3 separate regions of the Mus musculus genome follow, and regions 2 and 3 are each linked to region 1. Evidence: chromatin loops called from intact Hi-C (ENCODE). Cell type or tissue: left cerebral cortex. All regions are shown on one strand.

The links. Peaks named below come from ENCODE experiments on the same cell type or tissue, not always from the same donor. Only the 100,000 strongest peaks of a DNase experiment are listed, where the experiment ranks them.
Region 2: it touches region 1 in a loop (6-fold over the local background); 7 of 42 quality-filtered maps call a loop at or near these places.
Region 3: it touches region 1 in a loop (2.0-fold over the local background); 6 of 42 quality-filtered maps call a loop at or near these places.

What each region holds. Positions count from the first base shown.
Region 1 is chr1:161,127,858-161,135,857 of GRCm38, reverse strand. It overlaps Klhl20 (kelch-like 20), which reads left to right and starts at 4,379. Exons shown (of 12, transcript NM_001039482.1): 1 at 4,379-4,495; 2 at 5,406-5,469. The coding sequence starts at 5,462. In left cerebral cortex, a CTCF peak has its summit at 4,448; DNase peaks (open chromatin) are centred at 4,340 and 4,891; H3K4me3 peaks cover 1,812 bases; H3K27ac peaks cover 1,287 bases.
Region 2 is chr1:161,066,773-161,074,772 of GRCm38, reverse strand. It overlaps Dars2 (aspartyl-tRNA synthetase 2 (mitochondrial)), which reads left to right and starts at 4,113. Exons shown (of 17, transcript NM_172644.4): 1 at 4,113-4,780; 2 at 5,594-5,693. The coding sequence starts at 4,657. Cenpl (centromere protein L) reads right to left here and starts at 4,006. Exons shown (of 5, transcript NM_001159930.2): 1 at 3,417-4,006; 2 at 1-16. The coding sequence starts at 13. In left cerebral cortex, a CTCF peak has its summit at 4,289; DNase peaks (open chromatin) are centred at 4,013 and 4,586; H3K4me3 peaks cover 2,106 bases; H3K27ac peaks cover 727 bases.
Region 3 is chr1:161,250,518-161,258,517 of GRCm38, reverse strand. It overlaps Prdx6 (peroxiredoxin 6), which reads left to right and starts at 7,308. Exons shown (of 5, transcript NM_007453.4): 1 at 7,308-7,496. The coding sequence starts at 7,402. In left cerebral cortex, CTCF peaks have their summits at 3,609 (motif pointing right), 3,811 (motif pointing right) and 7,392; DNase peaks (open chromatin) are centred at 7,280 and 7,811; H3K4me3 peaks cover 1,149 bases; H3K27ac peaks cover 911 bases.

The DNA of each region.
Region 1 (8,000 bases):
GTGTGGAATTTGGATTAGTGCTGGCTGTCTTAAAGGGGTTTACATCTCTGAAGAGACACTGTGACCAAGGCAATTCTGTTTTTGTTTTGTTTTGTTTTTTGAGACAGGTTTCTCTGTGTAGCCCTAGCTGTCCTGGAACTCACTCTGTAGACCAGGCTGGCCTCAAACTCAGAAATCTGCCTGCCTCTGCCTCCCAAGTGCTGGGATTAAAGGTGTGCACCACCACTGCCCAGCTCAAGGCAATTCTTATAAAGGACAGTATTTAATTGGGGATAGCTTGCAAGTTCTGAGGTTCAGTCCACTATCATCATGGCAGGAAGCATGGCAGCATCCAAGCAGGCATGGTGCTGGAGGAGGTGAGAGTTCTACATCTTGCTCTGAAGGCCAACAGGAAAAGACTGTCCCCCAGGCAGCTAGAAGGAGGGTCTCAAAGCTCATCCCCACAGTGACACACTTCCTCTAACAAGGCCACACCTCCTAATAGTGCCATTCCCTAGGCCAAGCATATTCAAACCACCACACTGGTAAAATAAGTGTACTATCTACAAATTAAACTGAAGGAAATTTTCTTAGTCAATCTGATGCTAGCAACCAAGAGACCATCACTCAGGAGATCTGTGCACACCTGATAGATTCTTGTTTGAGATTTTGCTTTGAGGGTTCATTGGATCTTCATTGTGGAGTTCTATCTTGAGTTCTCAGAGACCCATGACATGAAGGACTTAGGTGTTTAGCTAATTAAAGACAAAATAATATGCTGCCCTGGCTTTCTGCTTTCCTAGAGAACAACCTGCTTTGTTCACACCCAGCATTCCAATAGACAGCATAAGAGAGGCTGACAATTACCAGGACAATACTATACACTGGTCCCTTGGCTTAGAATAGGCCAAATTAAAAAAAAAAAAAACAGACAAAAGTCTAACTTCCCTTAAAAATCACAACATAAGTGTGGTTTTCAAAGACCATTCCATCATCCTGTCATGCCAGTTGCTTCAGGGTTGTGGAGTACAAGGTAACAACAGTGAATTCAGTGAGTTCACTGGTACACTTCTTTGTAAAGTGAAGTCCTTGGTAAGAAGTAATTCTAGGTGGAACATTATGAGGATGGATAAAGCACTCTGCATGGCCATGGTTGGGAGCTTTGGCAGCAGCATTACAACCAGAAAAGGCAAATTCATATCTAGAATAAGCATCCATTCCAGTAACTGAAATCTTTATGCTTGTACCATGAACACTTTACCCACTGATCCATCTCCCCATTCTCCAAGCCCTTTAAAAAATCAGTTATGGTTAAGGAGGTGTTTCTCTACACAAGAAATGCAACCATCTTTTTTATTCTATTTGTGCACTTTCTTTTTTTTTCTTTTTTTCCTCCTTTTTGGTTTTCAAGACAGGGTTTCTCTGTGTAGCCCTGGCTGTCCTGGAACTCACTCTGTAGACCAGGCTGGCCTCCAACTCAGAAATCCACCTGCCTCTGCCTCCCAAGTGCTGGGATTAAAGGCATGTACCACCACTGCCCGGCTTGTGTACTTTCATTATATATATTTCAAACACATTTAATGTTGTAGGGTATAATGACCCAACCCTTAGTATGTCAATTTGAGGCCTCTAAAGTTTCATTACAACCTGTTGTGTAACAGTTTCCTCCAGGTCTGAAACATCCTATCCTGTAGAGGAGCTCCTTGAGCAGGAAGACAAACAACTCAAATAGCTTAAGGAAGTCTCTGAAATTGACTAGATTCACTAGGGCTCTCACTGCCAGAGGAAGGGAAAAAAGCTCAGACTGAAGAACACAGAACTGCAAAGAAGACCCTTGGATGAGTCCAGCTGCCAAGGAGACTTAGACAAGCTAAGTTGCAAAGAAGACTCTCAGGAGAGAAAATCTTCAAAGAAGTGCTCCAAACCAGACCAGCTGCCTGGAAAAGGTTCAGATTAACTGAGGCATCTAGGAAAGGATACTCTCCAAACAGGTTGTGCAGTGTGTTCTAGGTTCCCAAATTTGTGAGCTGTCACTCATGCACTACACAATGGTGTAGATTTTGGTGGTGCAGCTGTCATTTCTGCTCCTGTGAGTAACCTTTACCCATATTCCTGAAAGTAATCCCAATAAAATTCATTGGTTCACCAAGTTGGACTTTGGGTGGTACCCATACTATGGTCTGTTATGAGTTCCCTATCTAGGGTAATTAGATAATGTGTGTTACATCTTCCCAGGAAAAGTTCTGTTACACAACACAACCTCAGAACTTCCGACAGGAGTTTGCTGGGGATTGAAACCAGGGCTCCACACATACAAGACGAACATTTTAAAAATTGAGTTATCTTCCCCCACCTCTACAAATAACTCTTGACTCAGAAAGTTGCAAGGAGTGAAATATCAACATATAGGTAAGAAAACTGAAGTTAGAATAAAGCATTTGCTTGAGATCATGAAGTTAGCACCAGGACAAAGATCTTCTGTTTCTCCATCATAGAAACCTATGTGTTGTGATAACAAAATAGCTACGACTATATACTTTATAAAGAAAAGAAGTTTGTTGATCTCATTCTGGTGACTGGAACGTCCAAACAACATCATGTTGAAGAACCACACCCCATCCTTTTAATACATTATAATAATCACAATGGCAAAAAAGGAGATGGCTACATGCATAAGGTACCAATTACTGGGGACAAAGAACACCAAGGAATATCTTAAGTGCTGCCAACCATATTTTCCCTGATCACTGAGACCAGATATGGATTCCCTGCTACATATTTTCTTAATGCAAATCCTGTACATCACTTTCAGATATACTGATATTGTAATTAAGCAACCACACAACTTGTGTTTTAATTTTATAATGTCTATTTCCTCAGAAATGAAGATTTGACAAAACCAAGAGTCTCATGGGTCTTGTTTACAACTAAGCCTTGGATTCTATGTCCTTTAAACATGACAAATAGGACACTATTTCTCATCAAATGTCTAAAAGTTAAGCTCATTGGCCCCCAGAGTATTGTTTATTGCCCCAGACTCACACATTATAAAACCAGTTCTAAGTATATTTTCAACTAGAAATTTAGGATCCCTAAGAGGACGCCTATGGGATTGTAGGAGTTCTATAATAATTGGAAATGCCAGTTTTTTCATATGTTTATTTTTATGTATACTTTGTTAATTGGCATAAATATGAAGAGCTGATTCACACTGAACTCCTCCCCTTTAAAAAGAAACAGAGTAGTTGAAGCACAAGCCAGCTTACAGTGGGTAGTAGGTTAAGAAGGAATCAATGGGTTAAGAATAGGAAATATTACTTTCACCCTGGCTTAAAAGCCCATTTTAGTTACTAGCATTCCTTAATGTTTTTATAACTCCCTTGCTATAGAACTGTATAGCTATAAAGAATTAAAATCATGACTCATATTTTGGAAGAATCTGAGTCACTTTGAAGATGACTTTTAGACAATCTACACAAAAGAAACCTGAGAGGTGCACATATAAGATGCCATTTCAATGGATCAGAAAAATGTACATCTAAACTATTTTATACCCATCAGATTGGCAAAAAATTAAAGTTGAAAGTACCAATAATATGGACCAACGAGAATCCTTGAACCTTTCTGGAGGAAGATATAATATAATTGTGGCCAGAATCTAGAACCATTGTACACGGCATCAAGTTGTGGCTCTAACCCTTACAGGCTATGCTCCGTAGATACCCTTACCCTTTTGTAAGTTACATAACGCTTTGGTACCGACTGGAATGGCACTATCTGAAACATAATGCTACCACCATTTGGAAAAATGGTAATAAATCCTTCAATAAGAGAGATACTAGAACTGATAAACTAATACACAATGTTATATGCTAAGTATTTGATAATAAATGGGGTATCCATAGCTGTTACTAGTACATATATTATTTACTTATATATCACTGGTACATATGAAGAAAAAACTTGGCCAAATGACAAAGTGTATCATAGAACTAGAATTAGAAGTTGAATTTAAAGACCAATCATTCCCACTACAAGTTTATTAATATGAGGTATATTTCCTATCAAAAACAACTGCACAGAGTCTATAGATGTCAAATAAAGTTCAGCTAAAGAAATTTTGGTTAATAATAGCCTTGTATAGTTTTCAATACATCAGCAACAGACTTTTAGTTATATACTCAAAAATGAAACCCTCACCTCATACATATTTTATTTGGTTGCTCTCTAAGTATATTGTAAAAGTCAGATCGACTAATGGTACCAGTCCTGGGAAACGCTCAGCGAAAGGCACAGCTACTTCCGGAGCCATGACGGAACTACTTGCCCGAACACGTGCAGTTCCGTGGGAAGGATTTAGCCATCGGACCGCTTCCTGTTTCTGGATCTGGGCGGGTGCAGGGAAAGGAAATCGCTGCAGGAGCCGCATCCTGCCTGCGCTAGCGGCTCCAGAGGTGGAGGCAGAGAGGGCGGAGAAGGCAGAGAGGGTGCCGCAGAGAGAAAAGTGTCAAAGCCAGTAAGTCAGAGCTCTAGAGCACGGGATGGAGAACAGAGCCCTAGGTCTCGCTTTGCAGATCTATGAGCTCAACTTGCCGAACTGCCCGGCGGGGTCAGGGCAGTGCTTTCTAGGCTGCCTGTCAGTCGTGCCTCTAAGGGACGGTAGGGTTCCTCGGTCGGGCCTTTCAGGGCTCCAGGCTGCGCTGCTGCTGGCTGCCCGAGGTGTCTTGAAGCCAGGGCAAGGCTGTGCAATGCTTGCTGGGGACGCAGGACTCCGCATCCTGGACAGCTTCACTTGGAATTCTAAGGGAGCGAGCACTCTGCCTCCCATTTTCTCTCTGGAAGCCAGCAAGATCCTGGCGGTGAACAATATTTCGGCGACTAAGACGAGAGCTTGGGAGAGTTGTAGTCTAGAACTACTTTCCCTGCCCTTGTTCAAGCTGCCCGGGCTGGGCTGGTCGGAAGTGGAGTTGTTTTTAAAGGCAACCGCCTCCGGCCTGCTTGTCACTTCAGAATAAGTTAACAACCTTCGGATTCAGTGCTAAAACAATGCTTTTCCTATCCGAGTCACTAAATTAGTACTGCTGCTGGTATCAAGTGATTACTCTGCAAATATACTTGATGGTGAAGTTAAAAAATCAAAAAACTCCCCAGGTGCTTCTTGAGCAGAAAACACCAACTAGCGATCATGACTATTTTGATCCTGACTGCTTTCCCAGTCACCCTCACATTCACATATAATCTGTCACCTTAGCATCTTTAGTTAGTGATAGTCCTCTTAAAGGCATTACATTATGATTGCGCATCTACGCAAAGATTACATTAGGATGTAAGATTCCTGATTACAGACGAAATGAGTGAAGTGATTATACAAGTTGCTGGAGAACTCGAACAGTTTTTAGTAAGCTACTACTTCTCTCTTGTTGAAGGTACGGCTTTAGAACACGGTGAAGGATACTTTTCATGGTGCAGGGAAGGAAAGCCAATGCGCAGGTAAGCCTTTTTAAGAATATGAAACATTGATTTCAGTGATTGAAATTAAGCTTCTACTAACAGTGCATCGTTTACGATTATTTATTCACAAACCTTAACAAATCCTGCTTGGAATTAATCGTTCTTGTTTCAAGTAAATCGAAACTAGTAATGTCAGAAAATAGCAACTTCGTTTATTTGGTTGTGTTGTTTTGTGTTGTCTAGGGATTTTTGGGTTTCTTTGCTCGTTTGTTTGCTTTGAAACAAGAACTATTATGCAGTCCTAGCTGTCTTGGAACGTGCTATGTAGACCAAACTGCCCTCAAAATCCGAGATCCACCTGCCAGTATCTCCCAAGTGCTGAATTAAAAGGTGTGCACCACCATACCCTACTACAGCTTTATATTTTATATGTAGGAGTTAGATTTCTAAAGAGTTTGGATTTTCTGGTTCTTAATATTTAAATCTGCCTTTTTGCATAGTAGTTTTTTGTTATCCATAATCATTAAGTGTGAAATTTTGTGAGCTTACTATAAATGTAATACCCTGTACAATATAGAGGAGTCTGTTGCCAAGGAAAAGTAGTATTTGTAAGATGCTGTACTGCATTCCCAGTTATGGTTTGATTATTTTACTGGGGTTCATCAATATGCTTACTAAAATAGCTGCATTACAGTAAAGCTTAAAGACTAAAATAGATGTAGAAAAATAGAAAAGTATGTAGTGCCAGTCTGCCTTCCTCCAGAATTTACTAATGCCTTTTCTCAATCTGTCTTAAGAAATTGTACTAGAATCTTTATTGAAACAAGTCAGTTGTATTTATTCATTGTTTAGACTTGTATTATGGTTACAAACTTATTTTGTCACATGTCACTTAACATCAAAGATAAACAACACAGAGACCCTCATAGAAAAGAGGCATCCCATCATAATAAGGACAGGACTTAGGACTAGGAGGAAGGCTGGACGTGGCCTTGCAAACCTGTAAATCCCAGCACCTTACAGGCAGCGGCAGCAAGATCTCAAGATGAAGTTCAAGTAAAGAGTGAGAATCGATGTCCTTTTCAGATTTGTTATTGATACATCAAGTGGCTTTGAACTGTTGTGCTTTCTCTTGTCCTGTTCACTTTGCTGCTGTGTGTGCCCATGATACAGCATTAGGAAGTACTCATGACCCTATAGTAAGAAAATATTAGATTTTAACATACTAGAAGAAACTAACCACACATATATTAAGTGCTTCACCACTTCTTTTTCTAGCATGATTATAAAAACCACCAGTTTTTGTCTCATCCTCGGTCGCCATAAATGTAAATAAATCTTATGTAATTGCTAAAATAATAACTTAATATTTTTAAATTAAATTTTATTTTTAAAAAAGTTTTGTATAATATAGTTTGACCTCTCTATTGTACAGGGTATTACATTTATAGTAAGCTCACAAAATTTCACACTTAATGATTATGGGTAACAAAAAACTACTATGCAAAAAGGCAGATTTAAATATTAAGAACCAGAAAATCCAAACTCTTTAGAAATCTAACTCCTACATTCCAATATAGTTTAATATAGTTTTGACCATATTCTTTCCCTTCCCCCAGCTCCTTCCAGGTCCTCCCTACTCCCTACCCATGCAAGTTCCTGTTCTTTTCCCTTTTAACTGCATGCGCACACACACACACACACACACACACACACACCACCACCACCACCACCACCACCACCTCCACCACCACCACCACCACCACCACCAACAACAACAACATGGAGTATGTTTTATGTTAGCTAGTCCCTCCTGAGCACGGGGCCTAGCCTGGACTGTGGTTGATATACTCAGTGAAACCTGAATTTTCCTCTCTCAGCAGCTATCAGTTGCAAATAGCTTTTTGGTTGGAGTGAGACTTTATGCCCAATTCCCCTTCTCGGTACTGGGATTTTATAAAGGAAAACCAGACTGTGGCAATGTTTTTAGTGTATTAGGAATTTCTATATAAAATATACACAGACTCACTCAATGCCAGGAGCTCCTTTTCCTTTAGTTTTATTACACAATGCTGTCAGCTTTTTAAAATGATGTTGATAATTCTAATGCCATCAGTTGTTGAGTTACAGTTTTTATTATCAGACTTGGCCAGTGGTCAGCCTACCCATTATTCTTTGGTCCTACTTTGACTGAATGCTGCCTACATTAGGCTATGATCACGTTTCCCCTATCCATTCCTTCTGCTGCTAAAACTCAGGAAGTAACCTTTCCACGGCAGTGCTGGGTCTATCCTCAGCTGCCGCTAAAGAGACTTGGAGTGAAAGCAAGTCTGTATTGTGATTTTTTGGATGCGTGCTCATTCTCTCTCACAGATTGTAAGTTCCCCCATAGAACCTAATGCCCAACACCATAACCTCACAGCACCTAATGACTACTGAATAATTGTCTGAATGAGCAGCTCCTCTGGGCTCTTTCCTCTGGCTGGGGGGCAGGCTCTATGGACCAGGAAAGATCGAAAGCTCTCATTAAAGGTATTCTTTCGTAGTTTTAATGTTTTTTAAAAGATTCA
Region 2 (8,000 bases), 61 kb after region 1:
CACAGGAATCCATGGTCTGCATTTAAAAAAAAAAAAAAGGTAACTGGAACTCTAATCACTAAAAAGTCAGGGGACTGGAGAGACGGCTGGGCAGTTAAGAGCACTGACTGCTCTGCCAGAGGTCCTGATTCAAATCCCAGCAACCACATGGTGGCTCATAACCATCCATAATGAGATCTGACGCCCTTTTCTGGTGTGTCTGAAAACAGCTACAGTGTACTAATACATAAAATAAATAAATAAATCTTTGGGCCTGAGATAGCGAGGCCGGAACAAGAAGAAAAAAAAATATAAAAAAAATATATAAAAAGTTAATTCATGCACATTGTTCTCTTACATGCACATTCTTACTCTCTCTCTTTTCTACTCTCCACCTTTTCTACATCATACTCGTTTCTTATCTTAGCTACTATTCTCTTATTGTGAAAAGAAATATCAATACAAGAAACCTTTCAGTATGAACTCTAGAATAAGTCAAATAATGTAATATGCACGTTACAAAGGAGACTTCCGAGACCACCATGAAGGCTGAGCACAGCAGGGGCTTCACAATAACCCTAAAGAGCTGTCTCTAATCTGGCTTTACCAAATTCAAAAACTGAAGAAAGACATGAAATGGCTTTAAGTGAACACATGGAAAGACAGACCATTTATGACAACTGGCATGGTGGGTGGATAGCTCTCTTCCAGGGTCCCTGGAAGTTGGAAGACTCTAACAAGGGAGCAAAGGCTGTTATATCACAGTTAGCCCCCCTGTAGGGGGTGTGGAGATAAACCTGGTGGAGGAAGAAATGGGAAGGGGCGTGAGGCACCACAAGCTTCTGAAACTCCTTAAAGAGTCCAGATCTCCTGTACACAATGTATGATCTGACACCGCTCCCTGCACACAGAGAGACAACACAAAGGACCCAGGCTAGGACAGTGGCTACTTCCCCTGTCTTCACAGAAATCTCCACAGGTATAGGGGGGTGGAAGGACTGGCCCCTCCTCTACAGACTCACAGACACGCTCAAGGACAGGGTAGTCAGATTTGGCTAAACACAGGTTGCACCCCAATTTGCTCTTGAATACATAAACGAACCGTAATTAGCTAAATAAACTTATGTAATAAACAATAAAGTTAGGTGTGCACTCTGATGCTGGTCTCCAGAGTCTGAATCCAGAGCATCTTTGTGGGCTCTAGCTCCACTTTCCTCCCACTTCCTGGTCCCTGTTCTCAAACACCCCTTTCCTGAAGGAGGCTGCAAAGCAATAATAGCAACAGAATGACCAGTCACTACACTGGCCCCAGATCCCCAGGGAAAAAGAAAACCATGCTCCCAGGCTGGGGCACTGCTCACCCCTGCTGGCTTTGCCATTTAACAATCCCAGTTGCCAGGGCTGGTGAGATGGCTCTGCGGTTAAGAGCACTGATTGCTCTTCCAAAGGTCCTGAGTTCAAATCCCAGCACCACATGGTGGCTCACAACCATCTGTAATGAGATCCGATGTCCTCTTCTGGTGTGTCTGAAGACAGCTACAGTATACTTACATGTAACAATTAAGAATATATATATATAATCCCAGTAGCCAGAAAGATATGAGATTTCTAGTCTGAAAACTGGAAGGCATCTTTATAGACACAACCCCAGACCAGCAACATCCTGTAACCAGAACTTAACCTGCAGAGGAAATGCCTCCAGTAACTGTCAATGGATTTGATGGAACTGACAATGGAGTGGTTCCTGGAAAGCAAGATCTCTCTCTCTCTCTCTCTCTCTCTCTCTCTCTCTCTCTCTCTCTCTCTTACACACACACACACACACACACCTCAGGGGGCGTGGCTATTTCCTCCTCCACAGGAGTAGTGTGCCACAGGAGGGTGGTGACAACATTCTCTATGGAGGGTAAATCACCTGGAAGAGCCAGCTATCTATTTTAGGGGAGCAGTCATCTCTTGTCATTAATTCCTCCTGCTTTGGAACCTTCTTAGCTTTATCTGGATTCTCAAAACTCAAGTTAGACAGCCTGAGTTCAAATCCTGGAATCCGCACAGTAGGAGAGAACTGACCCCTGCACCTTGTCCTCTGACCACTGCACCCACACCGCACACACCACAGTACATGCACACACACAGAAGTATTAAAAAATAAAATCAAATAAAAAGCACCACAGACAGGGATGCAACATTTAAATAAGCATTTTTTCATTTTCCCACAGGCATAAAGTATTCCCATGATGTGAGCCTTGGCCACACTCCTGGTGAGCCTCCCACTAATGTGCACCTCAGTGGGTTTAGGTTAATGGCCCTCCCTGTCTTGTCCTTTCTCGTTGCTTTCAGGTGGTTTGGATTAAGAGTCCCACCTCCTGTCCTGCCTGCTTCCAGGACTTACAGAAGGACCTTCAGTGGGGGTCAGGAGGAACCAAGAACTGGGGCTGCTGCTACCAGGAGAAGTTCCTTCGGCTCTTATGCCTGTGGAGGTCCCAGGCCAACTTCTGGAAGACATCTTTATCTTTACAGACACCCTTGGCCTTCTCATCAGAGCAGTATTGGGTTTGGCAGGAGAGCTCCTAGTCTTTTTTATTATTTTTGACTTTACAAATTCTTCCTGTCCATAGCAGCCATGCAGGTCCCACTTATCCGAACCCCTCTGTTAAAAATCTTCCATCAACTGAACTTTCCTTCAGAAGGCAGCGTCTTCCCTCTGCCACCACCTCCTCCCGTTCTTCTCCCCACTTGTTTGCTATTTAGATAGGAGTCTTCATCAGTTCTGTTTATACAGAATCTTTCTTTAAAGTAGGCTAACTAGTACAATAACTGCTAAGTATACATTACTTTTCAGGCATGTTTGTAAGCACTTAACAAAGATTAAGCCTTTAACGAATATTCTTTTGTTTGGGGGTGTTTTGTTTATATCGAGTGACAGTCTCTCTGTGTAGCCCAGGTTGGCCTAGAACTCACGGCAATTCTCTTGCCTCAGCCTCCCTAGTCCTGGGACATATCTGGTACTACTGTTCACTCCTCAAACGACCCTATTAGTAAGTACGCTGCTATGTTGCCAGGTGACTGGAGGGAAAGGTTCTACGAATTTCTCAATTCTTCGCCTCCTTTGACTCTTATGCCCGTGGCAAAGGGTCCTATCAGCCTCTTTCTAGTATCCACGGAACTATATCTCTCATCAAATTCTCTTGTACTCAGTTCCTAACACACAACTAAAACTCAGTAGTTTTTCTTGTGGTTAGTCCATGAAGAAAGTCCCTGAGTTAGTCACTGCAATATTGCCACAAAAGTCAACCCACTGCTCCCATACTAACGCTCACGTTGACGTTAGCTTCCGTTTGTACACATCTTAAATACACAAAAGCATTGCAAAGACAACAGTCACACAACAGAAAGAAATGCAGTACACGGCCAGTCGAGGACCCAAAAGCTCTTACCAAAACTATGTCGTAAAGACACTGTCATCCACTCCGGATTCACGAATCATCCTTCAAGTTTTGCTCCAAGACTACGTCGAGACGAAAGGTTTTGGTTTTTTAAGAAGAAGAAAGTGGCCAAAATGACTGCTTAAGAGAGAACCGAAGCAATCCCCGGTGAGTTCAGAAGAGACATCAGGAGTCCTGGAGTGAACCTAGCTTCCCTCAGGCTCGAGCAAGACCTGCGACTTCCCCCGGGAGAGACAGCTCGGCTTCCCAAGCTGCCCGGCTCTATGATCCTCGCTCTTCGGAAGCTGGCGCCGGCCCACGAAAAACAGGGAGTCCCCAAAGACCCTTCTCCGGAGCTCTCCGGGGATCAAAGGTAGACTTGAAAGTTCCGCTCGTCTAGGCGCTTTTCCACACACGCCACGCCCTCCAGTTTAAAATCATTTCCCGACTTGCCCTGCGGCCGACTCGGAAAGCCTCGCCTGTGGCCCTCCGATTTCACGTAACTGAAAGCAACTGAAGTCGTCATTTTAACTGAGGGCAAGGCTTGGAAGGCTTCAATCAATAGCCTCAAATTCCCAATCCCCTATTGCGCCGCGTTGTTCTTCCGTTTTCCAACCGGTGCGAAACTTTCCCGCATACTGCCGCCCACAATAAACATGGCGGAGGCGCCCTCGTCCTGATTGGCCGGAATCCTTGCGTAACTTTGGCGCTCGCCGGGCGTCAGAGGGACTGGCTTGTGGATGTGGTTTGTGTCTGGGTTTGAACCTCAGAGCTGTTTGGATTTGTTCGTCTTCACCTTTCAGGAAAATCCAGGATGGGCCGCCAGGTTTGGGAAAGTTGAAACACGAGGCTGCACCTCCTTATATTTCTGCTTATGCCCTGGTCACCTTCGAGATACGTGGGAATAAAGGGAGGACGCGCGCCTGGTGGCCGGCCTTCCGGCTGGGGCGCTCTGGCACTGGCGCTGCTGTTGAGGCATCTTCGGGGCTCAGCCTTGTTTAATTAAAGTGGGAACTGATGCACTGAAGGAAGCAAAGGCTTTCCCCCTACCCACTCACCTAAGGTCTCTGGAGACCTTGCAGGTCAATCTACTTTGTAGATACTAGAACGTTCAGCGGAGCAGGGTCTGGATGCATTTGCGTGGGAACTAGAATTTTAAGGGTTCCCAGGTATTCCGAAAACCGAGTTTTGAGCACCACCACACCTGCAGCGTGGGATTCGTGATTGTCTCTCCGGATCCCGGGACTTCAACATGTATCTTGGTTTTTGGTTAAGTCGTCTATGCAGGGGTTTATCCAGACCCATCGGGAAGACCATGCGGCCAATCTGGGGTTCTCTTTCCAGAAATCTGGCGTTGAGTTCACAAAGAATTCCAGGTGAAGGCAGCTACGAGCTTCCGCCTGTTTTTGACAGCTTGTTTCCCTGATTCTAACTGCATTTTAATACCAGGTCATTCATTCTCTTGATTAGTTATAATTAAGGTCCCCCCCTTGATTATAAAAAAAAAGTAGATAGCCTGTGTAGTGTATACTATTAGTAGAAAAACTAAAGTAATAATTTAAATAAAATCTTTTCTAATAGTTTATTGATTTACAAATGATTGTTATAAACTATACTTGTACTAAAGTTAAATACTAACTGCACTGTCAAGCAGGTAATTTCTAAAATTATATGTCACTTACCAAAATGGACAGCTACCATTTTATGTCCCTTCAAGTGCTAGTTTATGTACAAGGTTTAGATTTTTAAACAGAAGGCAAAATTTTCCTTTGGGGCAGTTATTTGCTTGGGCCTTGACACTTGTGCAGGTAAACACAATAGGGATATTGTATAATCTAGGCTATTTTATAAACTACATCAGACCTACAAGATGGCTCAGTGGCTTCAGGCACTTCCTGCCAAGCCTGAGTACCAGAGTTGACTCCCAAAACTCACACTGTGAATGGAAGAAGAGAACAGAATCCAACAAGTTGTCCTCTGACTTCCACAGGGGCACCGTGGCATGTGAGCCCACATACCTGTGGGTACGCACACATAAACACACACACACACATCTAATTTAAAATTTTTACAACTTCACCCATTGACCTGAAAGAGCTGATACATCATGAATGGAGAGTATTTTTAAAGAAAACTACAAACATTCTTACTGATGCCTTTTAAAGTGCTTTTTCCTTCTCTTCTTAAAGAATTCAGTAGCTTTGTTGCTCGGACCAACACATGTGGAGAGTTGCGTTCGTCCCACTTAGGCCAAGAAGTCACTCTGTGTGGATGGATTCAGTACCGCAGGTAAACTGAAGAAAATGGTTCAGGAATACATGGAGGTCGTTTTCCCAAATAGTTCCAACCTTTGCTAGTTTTTATCCAGGCAGAGAATAATATTTGCCACTTTTGTAATTTCTCGGAAGTCACTGCCTTTTCCGTTCTGTTTTGTTTTGAAAAAGTCTAATAGTGTTATTCCCAGTAAGTACTAATATCGGTTAAAGGGAATAACGATAAAACGTGACCCACCGGAGGACTGAAATAATCCTGAGCAGAGTTTACAAAACTCATAAGCAGTAAGTGGGAATAGACTAGGATTCTGTGAGGCAGCTATGAAGCTGCAGAAGCATAGGAAAACAAGTTTACTTCATTCAAAATGTAAGTAAAAAAAAGCTTAAAACTGGGAGCAGTCATCCATTAGGCTCAAAGCCCATTCATTGCTGTGTTTCTTATTGCTCCTCTCTTCTGTTCTGAAGCATACTAGCATATTAACTCTCTAAAGAAGTTCAAAATGTGGGTTGATGTTTGTCACATGAAAGACGCTACCTTGGCTCTTAGAGTGTTCAGCATGCTGGATGCAAACATTAATTGTCTTGACAAGAATCATGTTCTTAAACTGCTTGTATATAACCGTCGACATTGTGCTGAGTGACAGTGTAGACTCTTACAGCTTTGCCATAGTAACGTTCTTGGAGCATTTTTTTTAAACTGTATTCTTTCCCTTAATGTCTGCAGTATCATCCTTGTAGAGTCACAAAGGAATGCCTCTTTGCTTTCCAAAAGGCCTAGAGAACGCACATTGGTGGTCGCTTCTCTTTCCCTTGGTATTTATGTTTATTTTATGTCTATGGGTAGTTTACCTGTATGTATGTTTGGTTGTATGCATATCTGATGCCTATGGAGGCCTGAAAAGGGTGTCTAATTCCATGAAACTAGAGTTACCAACAGTTGTGAGCTGCCATCTGGGTGCTGGGAATTAAAGCTGGGACCTCTAGAAGAGCAAGAAGCACTCTAAGTCTCTGAGCCACCTTTCCAGCCCTGGTTTTCCCTTTATAAATAAACTATTTGAAATAAAGAAGAGGGCTGGAGAGATGGCTTAGCGGTTAAGAGCACTGACTACTCTTCTGAAGGTCCTGAGTTCAAATCCCAGCAACCACATGGTGGCTCACAACCATCTGTAACAAGATCTGACTCCCTCTTCTGGAGTGTCTGAAGACAGCTACAGTGTACTTACATATAATAAATAAATAAATCTTTTTAAAAAAAGAAGAGGGCTGGAGAGATGGCTCAACAGTTAAGAACACTGACTGCTGTTCCAAAGGTCCTGAGTTCAAATCCCAGCAACCACATGGTGACTCACAACCATCCATAATGAGATCTAATGCCCTCTTCTGATGTGTCTAAAGACAGCTACAGTGTATTTACATATAATAAATAAATCTTTTTAAAAATTGTATATTATCTCTTTCTATTTAGGGAGGAATATGCCCAATCAAATGTTTCTAATTCTCTACAGTATTATCTTTGGATTATACTATGTGAAAGAAAAGTTTACAAAATTAATAAAATTTTCTTGTGAGGACTTAAGCCAGTGAAAAATATTTTTATTTTCTTAACTAATAGTAGCTTACTGATGGAATGTCTTCCATTCTTGTGATTATGGACATAGGAAAGAATAGGCAAATAGAAGTAAGGTAGGGCTTGCTCCCAGAAGCCCCACACAGCTTTGCTCTTTTTTCTTTTTAAAGATTTATTTTATTTTATGTATATGAGTAAATTGTCATGGTCTTCAGACACACCAGAAGAGGGCATCAGATCCCATTACAGATGGTTATGAGCCACCATGTAGTTGCTGAGAATTGAACTCAGGACCTCTGGAAAAGCAGTCAATGCTCTTAACCGCTGAGCCATCTCTCCAGCCCTGGATTTGCTCTTTTTTTTATGTTGAGCTGATTAATGTAGCTCACTGACTTGGGTTGAAACCTTGTAATTTAGACTTTTTCTCTGCAAGGACTCCACATACTCCATACAACAGCAGCCTTTTGTTTTGTTTGAAGACAGAGTCTTACAGTGTTTGGCCTAAAATTAACTGTATGGATCAGGCTGGCCTAGAACCCACAGAAGTCTACCTGCCTCTGCCACCTGCGTGCTGGGATTAAAGACGTGTCTACATTTATCAGTTATTATAAGTTTCCAGCAATCTAATTGTTAGTTATTCTATAGAAGTAAAACCATACTCCTAAATTGACTAAAACTGTCGTGCCTAGATTCCTGCTTGGAACATTAGTTCCCTCAGGGAAGAGACTTCATAGCCAACTGCTTTTGAGAACAGTG
Region 3 (8,000 bases), 120 kb before region 1:
TTGCAAGGATATTGATCACAGAGATGAGCCTGGCATGCAGCAGGGCAGAATCTATGTCTGCATGAGATCTGCACCTTTGCTTTGGTCTTTTTGTTTGTTTGTTTCTCAACTAAGATGAGATGAAAATGAAGACCGGATGCTTACTACTAAGAACCAACTACACACTTAGGGATACAAAAGTAGAACCCAAGCGGGGGAGGGAGAAATAAGTTCTGAACTATCAATCCACCAGTCAAAATCTTACAAAGAATTCTATTGTTAATTGTGAAATAACCCTACCTGGCCAACACTATTGGGAAAGTGGGTTGGTGACAAATAGCATTTGTAAATATTCCGCTTACACAATCCTGTTTACCCCTCTGTAAAATAAGAAAGTTTACATTAGCAGTGCTTACATTCAGTAGTCAAGGGCTAGGGCGAATCCACACTTCTCCTCGGAACAATAGCTCGATCCTAGGCATTTGATCAAAGTGACTCAGCAGTCAGAACACTGAGAACAAATCTCTACACAGCCTGTGCCCAATGTCCTGCTTCTTCTGCCCAAGGCTTTCATGACACTGAAGTACCAGAATACCAGGGATGTAGTGTGCTTAATTTGCCATTGGCAGTGCAATTCGGCAGTGCTGATAAGCCCTGAGTTGGACAACTGTCACCATGGATGTGTTTCACAGCAGTGAAGTCTTCTAGTTAATGGTCATCACATTACCTGTTGACATTAAGTACAGGACACAGTGAAGTACATTCTTAAACAAAACCATTGTGTTTAAGGATCTGGAGCCTGCTGTTTGTCAGGTTGTCTTGGCCCACACTCCCCTGCAGCGAAGACCAGAGACTCCTTAAAGAAGACAAACCTGGGAATCTGAACTCAGCAATGAGTGACACTCATTGCAACTTGAGCCTTGTGGTGTGCATAATGATAATAAGAAGGCTTGGAGGTTGGTTTGAAGGAAAGTAGGCAACCTTTCCTTTCTGTGGGGCACCTGCTCCAGGCTCTTTGAAGAAAGACAAGCTCCCTCCACTGGCTGAGGAGATTCAGTCAGAGTAACTCGGGATTCAAGTCGTCCATTCACTTCAGCCCAACTATATGACCCTATTTTAAGTTTGAGGTCCTTCTTTCCATTTAATTTTGGGAGTTCAATGTCCAAAGGCTTTTCAACTCTGAGACTTCTAGCTCTAGACCCTGAGAATCAGACTTGTGGCCCAAGGCTTTGAAAACCAGAAGTTTATTGCCCTGGGCTTTCAGAGACTGAGGCTTTTGGCAGTGGGCCTTGAGAGCCAGAGGCTTAAGGCCCTGGGTTTTCAAAGCCAGGGACAGACAGCCCTCAGTACTCAAGTCACAGGCTTAATTCTCTGGGCTTTAAAGGCGAGTGGCCTTGTATGGCCAACGCCAAGCTTGTGACCACGCCCCTCAGCACTCCTTGTATGGCTAAGGCCAAGCTTGTGACCACGCCCCTCAGCACTTAACCTTTGGAGATTTTCTAGAGCTTTCCCAGCGGCTAGGGTCTACGCACCTTTCACTTGGCCCGTAGTTTGCAGTCTTTTACCTTCCACCTTCTCAGCTCTCCTCAGAGAGCTTCCCTTGTAGCACTTCCACAGTCATTCGGTCTCAGTCCCCAACTCTTCTCTGGAACTCTTCCGTGGCTTCCTCGCTTCTGAGTTAGCCAAGAATGTGTGGCCTCAGGAGTTTCCCAGGGCCTCTGGACTCCCACATCACCCTCCAACCACCTTGTAAGTGATGCTTTGAAATACCTACTAAGGGCCTAGTCTGGAAGGCCCAGAGTTTTATCTGCTCTAAGTGCAACCGGCTCAACTACTCTACTTTAAAAAAAAAAAAAAAAAAAAAAAGGCAATAAGCAACCAATAGAGAGCTATTAGGGCCTTCTGTTACCAGACACATGGTATATAGGAGGGAAGCCTGATCCGAGGAGAGAAGCAGGATGCTCATTTGTCCAGAAAAAGGGGAATGGTATGCTTGTGTCCTGCTTCCAGTTTTCCCAGTCACAAGCTTTTAATGTACAGTTTCCTTCTGCCAGCCATAGCCTTTTTGCTCCTGAATAATAGCTGGAAGACAGGTGGGGCTACTCTGAACAACTACAACAAGATCACAGTCAAAAGAAAGCTCTAGACGTGGTTGGGTGTTGTCTAGAGCAGTCATGACTGGAGCAAGCAAGCACTTGTGGCTTCTGATGGCACTGGTTTTCATGGCCGGTGTGGCTTTTTCTCGGGGCATCTGAGAGGGGTTCTAAGCAACCATGATGACCATCAGACTGATTGTCAAATAAGAAAGAGCCCCCTTGGTTGTCAGGCCACCACTTAAGATGGCTGGGCACAAGGGAAAGGTTCCACAGCTGTCAACCAAAAAGTCAAATGTCACTCCTGACAGCATATTCAAAAACTGCTACCAATAAACACCTACCGTGACATGAACACACTAGGCAATAATTAACAGTGTTTAACTCCCATCCACATAACACTGAGGGAAAGCTATCCTCATGATCTGTTTCATCAAGGCCGGCTGTGGGCTGATCTGTTCTCTATCACATGAAGGGAGGAAAACAGAACAGAAAAAGATAAGGCCTTTCCTCTTTGTCCAGTCTTGAGAATCCCTTTCAGGACACCCTGTACTCCAATGGAGAGATCTCCATGTCTGTTGACAGCAGGCTGTCTATCAAAGGAGGGGGCGTGTAACTTGAACAGTTCTGATCGCACAACTAGGACAATGAAAGGCAATTGTGAAGCTAGAAAGGAGTGTGCCTCCATAAAGAGGCAATGGGTAAGACAAAGATATGCTTTGCAGCAAGCATAAAGGGAGTCACTGATGAGACAGCATAGGGCAAATAATTTTGTGGGGTGGAGGGCAGTGAGGATTAAGAATTACATATTGGTCATATGTCAGATGGATATACAAGCCTTGAGCTTTTCTCAAGATAAAAATGAACATTTTCAGCATATAAGTGTAGTTTAAAGCCTAGACCCCCTACACATATGACACAGATGTGCAGCTCGCTTTGTGTGGGTCCCCTAAGAGCAAGAACAGGGGCTGTCTCTGACAACATTGCCTGCCTTTGGATCCCTTTCCCCTAAGCAGGCTGCCTTGCCCAGCCTCAGTAGGAGATGTGCCTAGTCCTACTGCAACTTGATATGCCAAGGTGGGGTTGACATCCATGGGAGGACCCCCTTCTCTGAAGGGAAGGGAAGAGAGTGAGGGGAGGGGAGGTGAGAGGGTGGGATTAGAAAGAGAGGAGGGAGGGGAAGCCTCGATAGGCATGGAGAGAGAGAGAGAGAGAGAGAGAGAGAGAGAGAGAGAGAGAGAGAATGCTCTGGGAAGAACCAACACTTGGAAGAAAGAGAAAGGAGAAAGACCTGCCTGTAAGAAAGGAGGGAAAACAGGAGAGTTTGGTGCTGCGGAAGCTGAAAAGAAGTGGCTCCAAAATAATAAAGTAGTCAACTCTGCCCAACACATAGAAAGTGAAGAAAAGCGCCCACTGGATTTAACAAGATGTGTTCCAAGTTGTGAAAGAAAAGAGAGATGAGCAGAAAAGAGCAGGAAGAACATTTTTTTTTTAAGATTTATTTATTTATTATATGTAAGTACACTGTTGCTGTCTTCAGGCTCCCCAGAAGAGGGCGTCAGATCTCATTACAGATGGTCATGAACCACCATGTGGTTGCTGGGAATTGAACTCAGGACTTTCGGAAGAGCAGTCAGTGAGCCATCTCTCCAGCCCAGGAAGAACTTTTTAAAATAAAAAAAGCATTAAGAGTGAGTTGTTAACACTTTTGTTTTTTTTTTAAGACTTATTTATTTTATATATGTGAGTACACTGTTGCTGTCTGCAGACACACCAGAAGAGGGCATCGGATCCCATTACAGATGGTTGTAAACCACCATGTGCTTGCTGGGAATTGAATTCAGGACCTCTGGAAGAGCACACAGTACTGTTAGCTGCTGAGTCATCTCTCCAGCCCAGTTAACACTCTTATCAAGAGTTGTAAAGTGGTTATTGAGTCCTGAGAATGCAAAACACTCTTTTTATGTATTCACCCTTTGTGTTTTATAAAACACATAATAATTACATAACAATGCAGGAGAAACACCTCAGTGAGCCCTGCCAAGGGGTCCCCTGAAAGACAGGCCTAGGACAAAAAGAAGTTTACTGGGGGAAGGGAGCCAAGGAGCAGAGCAGGAACGTGGAAAGGGGTAGAAGCAGGGAAAGGGAGACAGAAAAAGACAGAAAGAGAAGGAAAGAGGCCTCTGGGGGCATGTGAGGGAGAGAGAGAGAGAGAGAGAGAGAGAGAGAGAGAGAGAGAGAGAGAGACTCTGACCCCTATCACTGCGTGAAGCTAGGGAGGCTCCATTCTGCTGGCTGTCCAATAGTTTACCTTTACCGCATCGCTACCAACAATTCATTTCCTTTGTAACATGCATGGGTGATGTGAATAGTTATGCTGTCCCTATGACATTGTCTTAGGAATATTCTAGTATAATCTTTTTGGTAAATGTACATACAGTTTAAACCAACATTTTTTAATGTTTTTATTAACACACAAAGTGCTGGGTTTCAATATATACTTTGTTCTTGTTGATTTTTCTCCCTATACCTCTTTTCCTTCCTCCTTTCCTCTTCCTAAAAGTCCACAGACTAAGAGAGAGAGAGACAGAGAGACAGAGACAGAGACAGACAGAGACAGAGAGAGAGATTTTGATATTTTGAAGCAGTTAGAATTGTTGTGTGAATCAGACACCATCCCACTGGAAGTTCCTGCACTTCCTTGTTAGCCCTCAGGAGATAATTCTAAGGACCATGGTGTTCTCTCCAGCCATTAGGTTGTTTGAAAGCACTTCCTCCTGACGGCAGAGCCTTCAGTCCTTCATAGCAAAGGGTTCTCTTAGCCTGTTTCCTTCCCATGTTCTGGCCTATCCCACAGCGAGCCCCTCCCTTTCCCACTGTGCTTCTCACTGGTCCTTGAGAAAATGGTCTTCACTGTCCTCCTGTAGTGTCCTGGTTCCTTACATATAAGGCAAGGTCAAACTCACTTACCTACAAGGGTCAAACACAGTGGCCTTGTAACTTTATTCACATACTAAATACATGAGAATGTTCTTTGCTTTCACAGGGACATATACTATACCAGGCTTTTGCCTTGAATAAAATCGTCTTCATTGTTCATGTTCACAATATGAGGAACAGAATGAAGAAACAGTAATAAAGGAAAAGAAAAAGTCATGAAAAGAAAAGGCTATTTTGTAACCACTGTTTCCAAGTGGGCCTATAGCCTTCTGATGCTAGATCTGTGGACTTCTCAGAAGACAGAAATTTAAGTGTCTTGTGAAATAAACTGTGTTGTCAAAAATGTTAATCTCAACTGGGCAGTGGCGCACACCTTTGATCACACAGGGAGGCAGATCTCTGTGAGCTGGAGACCAGCCCGGTTTACAGATCATATTCCAGAACAGCCAGTGATACACAAAGAAATCCTGTCTTGAAAAACAATCAAGCAAACAGACATGTTAATCTCTACCTTTAAAGAATTCCAACTTTTGCCAAGGCTAGAGCACGGTTACTAAATCACCACCAGCAGGCTACTTCTGGCACTATAGATTGGAATAGGTGTTTATCTTACTATACTCGCTTAGTTTAAAGTGGTGGCTATGTAATTATGCCTTTGATAGAGATCAGCCACTTTGAGTCTGCATCCAGTCTCTTTATTGTGGTGTATCTGATTTTTAGCCCATCTTTGCAACACTGCTTATAGTTCCTTAAGGTCAAGCTACCCTGCTTCCCTACTGTGAAAATACATAATAAATAAAGTGAAGATACGTGCTTTCAAAACAGAAGGGTGGAGTCAAGCTAGAGATTAAGTTACCTTAACTTTAAAACGCATGGCAGTAATCTCTGTGAAGCAGGCAAGACCAGTATGCATGCAGACACAAAGACAGGGCTTATCACCATGATGAAAACGCAGGGTACAGTGGGTCGCTGCACTCAGCACCGCCACACGCTTTCCTTTAAATCCGTTGAGTCTGTTCCAGAGGATTCCTCACACCGAACAACAAACACTCACAGCTCCCCTGTCCATATCACCTTACATGATATCATAACTGCACTTTTCCTGTAAGAGCTGGGACTATGTCTCACATCAGGCCTCGCACGGTGTCTAGCTAGCAATAAGGAAAGTGAGAGTTACTGCGTGAATTGTGTCATCTAATAATAGCTACCACTCTGAGAGCACCTGCCATGTTCTAAGTAGTCTACTGTCCTGCAGGCTTCCCCAGGCTGGGCCACACAATCTGAAGCTGACCTCCAGGTAGCCTCACTTAACTTACATAAACTCGCTTTAGTTTCTCCAGCTAGGACTCGGGGCTTTCTAATACATTGTCCTCCACCACACCTTAGCGCTGGCGATTGGACCTAGGGCCTCCCACACTCCAGTCAAGCATCCTGCCGCACACCTGCTTCCTCATTCCCCTTTATTTTGAGACAGACTCTAAGTTCCCCAGGTTGGCCTTGAACTTCCTCTGTAGCTCAGAATTTACAGTCCTTCTCCTTTCTCCAGAGTAGTTGGGGTTTCTGGTTTGCGATCACCAGGCTGAGCTTCTAACAGATTCTGGTTTCTGTGCAGAATGTCTGCCATCTGTCTCTAATAAGGGCAGGCATCTTTCTCCACTTTGTGCTTAGGAAATAGGAAGTCAGTGGATCAAAATGTCCCATTTCTTCAGGTGGGAATTCACTTGCATACACTCGATCTCAAGAAGCCTGTTGTGAAACCTATATTTAAACTTTAGGAATAATGTGTTGAGCATTTTATAAGGAACTCCAGGAATGGGGAGGCAAAATTTAAAAAAAAAAAAAAACGGTTCTTTCCATTGCCCTCTTATTGACATTGGTACAGAATGTTTGCTGCAATAAGAAAGCCACTTCCTCTGACTTAGCCCACGTCACAAGTCTGGTTCTTGCCACATCCTGAAAAACTTCTGAAACCCAGGTTGGCTGAGTAGTCAGTCATTCAGCCAACTACTAGATGCTCATAGTAAAAGAGGGCTATACCCCAAGACCTCTAAATTGTAAGTCCAACAGGGGTGAGAATGTCAGAGGATTTGCGCTAATTCCGCCTTCTCCTAGAGCATCTTTGCAGAGCCGCCAGATCTACAAGTCCCCGCAATTCTCGGTCTTGCGCTTCCTTCCTATTGCACGTGGCCTTCTTTAGCTCCAGAATCTCCCTTGCCTGCAAGCTCCACGTGAAGAACCGCAGCCGCCAGACTCGCGGTCGCCCCACCCCGCCCCAGCCCCGCCCCAGCCCCGCCCACTCGGCCAGCACTGATCTAGGTCTCCGCAGGAGCCCGCCCGCTGCTCACTGCTGCGGCTGCGCCTCCTTGTTCTCAGCGTCACCACTGCCGCCATGCCCGGAGGGTTGCTTCTCGGGGACGAAGCCCCCAACTTTGAGGCCAATACCACCATCGGCCGCATCCGCTTCCACGATTTCCTGGGAGATTCGTAAGTGGCCACCGCGTTGCCCTGCCAGGTGACGGGTCCCCAGAGCTACCTGCCTCGCTTCTTTCCGGGTTGCGCTCGGCCGCGGCGGGTCTCTGGCTTAGCCCCTCACCGGTTCCCGCACGTGCCCGCCGCCGGGGTCCTGCCGAGCATCACCGGGCATTGCTGGGGACCTGCGACCTCTGCCCGGCCCTACGCCGATCAGCGGATCCTTCCCTGACCCAGCGTGGCTGGCCTGGCATGGGAAAGGAGGTCCTTGCCGAGGACGGTTTGTTGTCTGTTTAACCTGGTTTTGTAAACAGTGTTGGGTTTGTGTCGGGGTCGATCTGAAAGCCCAGGGGAGGTGGGGCAGGGTTGCTCGGTGTTTGAGGTCATTTCCCGGGACGCTTGCCCAGGGTCGCACTGCCCGCCCTCCTGCCGCTCTAGAAGTTGTACCTTGCGGAAGGTGGGTGCCTAAGGTCAAAGTTAGAGCACACAGCCACAAATTAAGGGCTGTCCCGACGTTAT